2 separate regions of the Homo sapiens genome follow, and region 2 is linked to region 1. A link is a contact called in ENCODE Hi-C or POLR2A ChIA-PET data. All regions are on one chromosome and are shown on one strand. Each heading gives the region's core, a stretch centred on a gene start or an enhancer-like site at or near the end of the contact. The rest is flanking DNA. Distances are from core to core; before and after follow the strand shown.

Region 1 (2,955 bases), core at 143-2,642:
TTGGCAGTCACTCTCCTCTCTTGGCCCGAGGCTGAGGGGACTCCCCACTCGGGGTAGTTGTGAAGATTAAATGAGATTTTACATGTAAATGGATGACATCACAGGTGCTTGATGCGTGCAGCTGTCATTCACCCTTTAGTTTTCAGAGGTGCTCAGCATTCCTTTTTCACTTGGTCCTCACCACCCCACAGCTCCAGGAGGCAAAGGGTGCAGGTGCCACCTCCAGGTTTCACAGGTGGAGGAGCTGAGGGGCAGAGAGAGAGAGACACACACCCCGAGAGTGGCAGGGTTTGGACTGGAAGTCAAGTCTCTGAGCTCTGGGACGAGGAGGCAAGAGGAACAGGGGAAGAATGGGGGCTTTTCATGTCTGGAGTCTTCAGTCATATCCTTGTGCTGGGCTGCCGGGGTTGCTAGCCCCTGTAGTCCTGGGGGAGGTGGAGGTGTCAGCTCAGCCTCCCGCAGAACGAAGGAGGAGTGGCAGGGGTGGGAGGATGGTGCCTGCCCTCTCTACAAGGCACTCCCAGCAGCCCCATCGTCAGCCTCAGGCCAGCACTGCCAGCAGGCAGGGGCTGCTCACCCAGGTCTGGTTCAGAGGGTGCTGGCCGCTCTTTTCCCCAGGAAGGGGAGAGAGGGAGGCCGTGGAGCTATGAGTGTGGTGAAGAACGTCACCTGTGGAGACAGACTGCCCTGATCAGAATCAGTCTTGCAGACTGTGTGACCGTGGGCAGGTGACTTGACCTCCCTGAGTTTCCTCATCTCTAAGATGGGGACAATCTCGCTCCTGGAGTGTTGTAAGGATTAAGTGAATTAATGTATGTAAATATCCAGCCCCAGGCCTGGCACAGATCAGCAGTGCACATGTGTTAACTGTTCTTGCCATCCTTTGGGAGGGGCCTGGCAGGGAACCTGACCCTTTTGTACTTTCTCCCCCAGGGAGGGAAGGAGGGGAGCACTTGAGCCCCAGCTTCTGCTGCTGCTAAGGGCATGGGCCCAACCTTGGGGTGGCCGAAAGGAGGCAGGTGGCAAACATGGGGTCCACTTCCCACCCCCGCCACCCACACACACACACACACACATCACTGCCACAAGCCACTTCTCGGCTTTCAGGGGCCCCTCTGCACAGAGCCAAGAGAGCATGGGAATGGAAGGAGGGAAGGGAAGGGAAGCAGGTGGCCACCGAGGCTGAGCTGCATCCGCAGCTGGGCGCGAGCCCCGAGCCTACGTGCTGGTTCCTCCGTGAGGCAGTGTGCGGAGCAGGCCCTGGCACGCCAACCCCTACCCAGTGACTCCTGAAACCCCGACAAGTCTGAGCTGGAAGCGGGGCTGGGCGAGGCTCCTGATAGATTCGTGTTGGGCAGAGGGATGGTCGGGCGGGGAAGCATGGGAAAGACCCCACTCTCGAAACTCTGACACCACTGGGGATGCTGGGAGGGAGCAGGTGGGGCTGGGGACATGCGGCCAGGCTCAGGGCTTCTACCTTCTCCCTCTCAGGCCCCTCACCCCACATGCCCCTGCCCGGCGGGGCAGGAAGAAGACAGGCCGCGGCAGAGGAGGGATGTGCTCCCCTCAGCATTTTGCCAAGTGATGATTTCAGTGCTGCTGAGAAAGAGGGAGGAAGGGAGGATGACAGCCGGGAGCTGGGAGCAGGGCAGGCCAGGCAGGAGGGCTCCCAGAAAACTCCTGGGACTGGGGAGGTCATTTTATACAGGAGCTCTCCCTCCAACCAAATGAGGTGGATGTGCTCCGGCCCATTTACAGGTGAAAAGGCTGGGTTTCGGGAAAGTTATGAGACTTGTTCATAGGTCCTACTGCTAGTTAAGTGCCAAGGCTGACATTAGCACCAGGAAAAACAAGGAAGCCTCTGCCTTCCCACCGCCCCTTTCAGCCTTCTGGGCACTGGGGAAAGGGAAAGCCCAGGGACCTGGATGTGTCCACAGGCCCTGCTGTAGCGGGGCAAGAGCAAGGCAGAGAGTGGGCAGCACCGTGCCCCCTGCAGGCAGACCACCCGCAGAGCAGCCTTCAGCTCAGCTGGCCTCTCCCCAAAACCCCATGTCACAACCTTTTGAAGATCCCACTTTCCCCGCCCACCTCAGGATGGGGGACTCTCAGGTGGAAAGAAAACTGTGAACTGTGGCTGCCTGCCCTCCAGGGTGACCCCAAGCTGGGGCTGGGTTTAGACCTGGAGCTCCAGAGGAGCTGAGTTCAGGCCTGCTGCTGCACTGAGGGCCATGCGTGGAGTTTGCTTCGTTCTGTGGTTAAACCAGGAAGAGGTTAACACTAGAGTTGGGGTCATGACCCGGGTTTGTGTTGTGGTCTAGGTTGGCACTGATGTTGAGACCTGGGCGGGGGCTACTCTTGGGGTTTCTGTGAGTGGTTGGGGAGAATGCTTTTGGTGGTTAACACTGGGGCAAGCACATTGAGTTGGGGTATTCCAGCTCAGGCTGTGTCCTGAGAAAGGGTGGATGAGTTTGGGAGGCTCAGCACTAGTTGAACAAAAGGCCATTGCTTATGTTTGGAGGATAACTGCCCATTTTCACAGGACCATTGGCCAGGGGAGAGAATCGGGGTTGGGGTGGTAGTTGAGCCGGAAGGTAGGTTGAGGTGGGGGGCGGCGTGAAAAGTGAGTGGCTTCTGCAGTGATGGAAGGGCCACTCAGAGTCCCTGCCCCTGTCCCCGAGTTCCCCCACCTCTGTGGCATCCTGTGATGTGGGACCCTCCCCACCCCAGGCCCCACCCAGATGCTACTCAGACATAAGCCTGAACATCTGGGCACGGGCTGGTCTCCCCTCTGTGGGGTTTGGGTTCTCTCATCAGCCAAGGGAACACAGGGCCGGGGTTTTGCCTCTTACCCCAGCAGTCCTGAGGCCCTGATCTGCTGGTGCCTGGGGGACCTGCCCTCCTGGCCTACCTCCGGCAGCGCTGCTGGAGACCCTTTGGTGGGGGCTCCTGAGGCCA
Region 2 (3,320 bases), core at 651-3,150, 450 kb before region 1:
ACTGTAGCCAGAACCCAATGACTTTCCTCTTCTGTTTCTTTGTGTCCTCTCTGTTCTTTTCTCCTCACCGCCTGTTCTCTCCAGGTTAGGGAAATATTATTAGGGAAAGGGGAGGGGCATGTCCCAATCCAGCAGGCCAGGACAGGACTTCCTTCTCTCCTTCTCCCTCCGTACCTCAGGCAAGAGCCCAGAGAAATTGGGCCTGGCATTTTGAGTAAGTGTCCCCCTCCCCAGAAGGCCCAACAAGCTCTTAGCCAATTCACCAGTGAGTTCAAACAAGAGGGGGCTCCTTTGGGGCCCACAGACAGAGACCTCAGGCAAGAGGAGAATCCCCGTCATGAAGCCAGCACTCCCCACGCCAACACCACCTCACATACATCCTCTCATAAGTGAACTGCTTTGTGAGGTGGGCTTGTCTCTGCCCTTGTTCCCAGGGGCTGTTTTTGCAAAGGATTAGCTGCTCAGCCTGGTGAGGCAAAGGGGCGGGGGCTTCCTAGCTTGACATGGATTGGAGGGGAAGGAAGGGAAACCCATTCCCCTCCACACAGCCCAGAACCTGCCACGCCAGCCTCACCTACTGTCTGCTCTGCCCTGCCCAGCCTGGCCTTGGAGAGGCACGGCCCTTTCCTTAGGGGTTTGGAGGCTTCCTAGGACCAGGTCAATGGGTCAGAGCCCAGAAGTGGCTGGGGGGCATGTCCTACAAGAGCTAAGGGTCCTGGTGTTCCGCAGGGGCCACGGAGAGGAAGGGGATGAAGTTTGTTTTTCTCACTTTTCTTCCTGAGGTCTGTATTTATATGATAGTCATATTTGAACAGGTGACTTCTGAGATTATCTGAATCTCACACTTTGCTGACCTCTTTTTGGAGGGCATTGCCTGTGGCCTGGCCCAGAGAGGATGGGCAGGTGTTTTCTGAGTCACACAGCAGACCAAGTGTGGAGACAGGTGAGAGTCAAGTGTTTGGGCCCTGAGGACCCAACCACCTGGGCTGGCATTGCTTGGATTCCCCTCATTGTTGTGCCTTGGTCATTTGAATCCACGCAGGTAGCAATAATCTAAGGTCTATATGTATCTTGTTGGGGCCATTGGGATAGGACAGACTCTCAGAAGCCATCTTCTGATGAGATATTCAGGTGACTCCATGACCACCCAGCTGAAGAAGGGACTTTGGCTTCTCAAAGGCTTAGGGTTCAAATCCCAGCTCGGCCACTTGACTTAGGCCAGTGAGTTATCTTCTTAAAGCCTGTTTTCTCATCTGTTAAAAAGGGGTAATTGAACAGGTTTTAGGGAAGCCTGAATGAGCTCGTAATATATGCAATACCTAGGAAAGTGCCTGGAGGTTGGCAAGTAGGGTTCAATACTCAGTAGCCAAATCAAATGGAACCCATCCTTCCCCCTTAAGGTGAAAAGCAGCGATACAGTCCCAGGGTGGACAATCTTTCCTCTGAAACTCAGGCCTGCAAATTACAAGGCTATTTGGCTTGTGTGACCCAGTTAACAGCCCTGTGTCTGGTAGGCCTCTGCAGACACCTCACCTTCTGCCCCAGGGGCCTCTGGGCTCAGTGAAGCCTGCCCACTTGTGAAGACGGAGACTCCCCGCTCCCCGGATGAGAAGCAAGTGCGTCAGAGGGAAGCAGCCCAACTGGTTGCTGAGTTGTGGAAAATAAGCTGGGGGAGAAAAAACACTTCTTTTAAAAATCAGGTTAGGGATGAATGTGCAGGGCGTGGTTCCTGTGCAATTATCTGCTCTGCTGGCTGCGGGGCTCCCTGCTTCTCCCGGGCCGCTGTGTCAGGCTTGTGCCTGTTGCTCCTCCCCTCCACTCCTCCCCCTCCTCCTCCTCCGCCTCCTCCCCCTCCTCCTCCTCACAGGTGTGTCTCTAGTCCTCGTGGTTGCCTGCCCCACTCCCTGCCGAGACGCCTGCCAGAAAGGTCACCTATCCTGAACCCCAGCAAGCCTGAAACAGCTCAGCCAAGCACCCTGCGATGGAAGCTGCAGATGCCTCCAGGAGCAACGGGTCGAGCCCAGAAGCCAGGGATGCCCGGAGCCCGTCGGGCCCCAGTGGCAGCCTGGAGAATGGCACCAAGGCTGACGGCAAGGATGCCAAGACCACCAACGGGCACGGCGGGGAGGCAGCTGAGGGCAAGAGCCTGGGCAGCGCCCTGAAGCCAGGGGAAGGTAGGAGCGCCCTGTTCGCGGGCAATGAGTGGCGGCGACCCATCATCCAGTTTGTCGAGTCCGGGGACGACAAGAACTCCAACTACTTCAGCATGGACTCTATGGAAGGCAAGAGGTCGCCGTACGCAGGGCTCCAGCTGGGGGCTGCCAAGAAGCCACCCGTTACCTTTGCCGAAAAGGGCGAGCTGCGCAAGTCCATTTTCTCGGAGTCCCGGAAGCCCACGGTGTCCATCATGGAGCCCGGGGAGACCCGGCGGAACAGCTACCCCCGGGCCGACACGGGCCTTTTTTCACGGTCCAAGTCCGGCTCCGAGGAGGTGCTGTGCGACTCCTGCATCGGCAACAAGCAGAAGGCGGTCAAGTCCTGCCTGGTGTGCCAGGCCTCCTTCTGCGAGCTGCATCTCAAGCCCCACCTGGAGGGCGCCGCCTTCCGAGACCACCAGCTGCTCGAGCCCATCCGGGACTTTGAGGCCCGCAAGTGTCCCGTGCATGGCAAGACGATGGAGCTCTTCTGCCAGACCGACCAGACCTGCATCTGCTACCTTTGCATGTTCCAGGAGCACAAGAATCATAGCACCGTGACAGTGGAGGAGGCCAAGGCCGAGAAGGAGGTAAGTGCTGGGGCCCCTCCTGCCCCTCCAGGCCTCTCCTCTCTCACCCCACCCCTCCGAACTTCATCTTCTCCACTCGGGCTTCCTCGGGTTTGGGGCTTAAGTTTCTACTGTCCTTGGCTCTTTTAGAAAACATTTATTTCCCCTCATGCCCCCTGTCCCCCCTAATCCCAGCTGGGGATCAGAGGTTGCTCCCCAATCCCCTAAGGTCTCAGGAGACAGGGACATTTTCTAGATGAGCGGATGGAGACTCAGAAAAGGTTGAGGGCCTGACCAAAGTCATAGGATAAATTCGAGTCAGGTTAGAGAGTATGACCCAACTGCATAGACCTCACTTCTGGGCTCTGTGCCTGGCTGAGGTGTTTCTTTCTTCTTCTTCTCCTTCTCCCTCTTCCTCTTCTTCCTCCTCTTCTTCTTCTTTTATTTTTTTTTTTTTTTGCTTTGAAGAAGAGATAATTCCTCCAACCTGAGTCGGACTGGCCCCTGGGGAATGGGTTGTGGGTGAGGAAAGATACTAGAAGGAGAGAATTTTGGG

The links. Hi-C counts contacts between places; a loop is a spot of excess contacts on that map. ChIA-PET counts read pairs that join two places held with the same protein, here RNA polymerase II (POLR2A). Pooled maps may share reads with other maps.
Region 2: POLR2A ChIA-PET joins it to region 1 with 10 read pairs in MCF 10A. The contact joins the promoter of TRIM29 here to the enhancer-like site in region 1. A Hi-C loop is called at or near these places in 1 of 168 maps with a recorded cell type or tissue (PC-9) and 1 of 50 pooled maps. POLR2A ChIA-PET finds 5 or more read pairs at or near these places in 1 of 52 experiments (MCF 10A).

The regions. Positions count from the first base shown.
Region 1 is chr11:119,690,533-119,693,487 of GRCh38, reverse strand. The region is part of intron 1 of NECTIN1 (nectin cell adhesion molecule 1); the gene reads left to right. Among named protein-coding and RNA genes, the nearest start is that of NECTIN1-AS1, 18 kb to the left of the region's middle. RefSeq lists enhancers at 351-1,077, 1,078-1,803. Within about 2 kb of position 1,392, at least 4 of the 41 ENCODE cell types and tissues checked have a DNase peak (open chromatin) inside an H3K27ac peak, as active enhancers do.
Region 2 is chr11:120,136,693-120,140,012 of GRCh38, reverse strand. TRIM29 (tripartite motif containing 29) reads left to right here and starts at 1,900. Exons shown (of 9, transcript NM_012101.4): 1 at 1,900-2,785. The coding sequence starts at 1,982. LOC105369529 (a long non-coding RNA gene) reads right to left here. Exons shown (of 3, transcript XR_948100.3): 2 at 1,576-1,666; 3 at 1-1,253.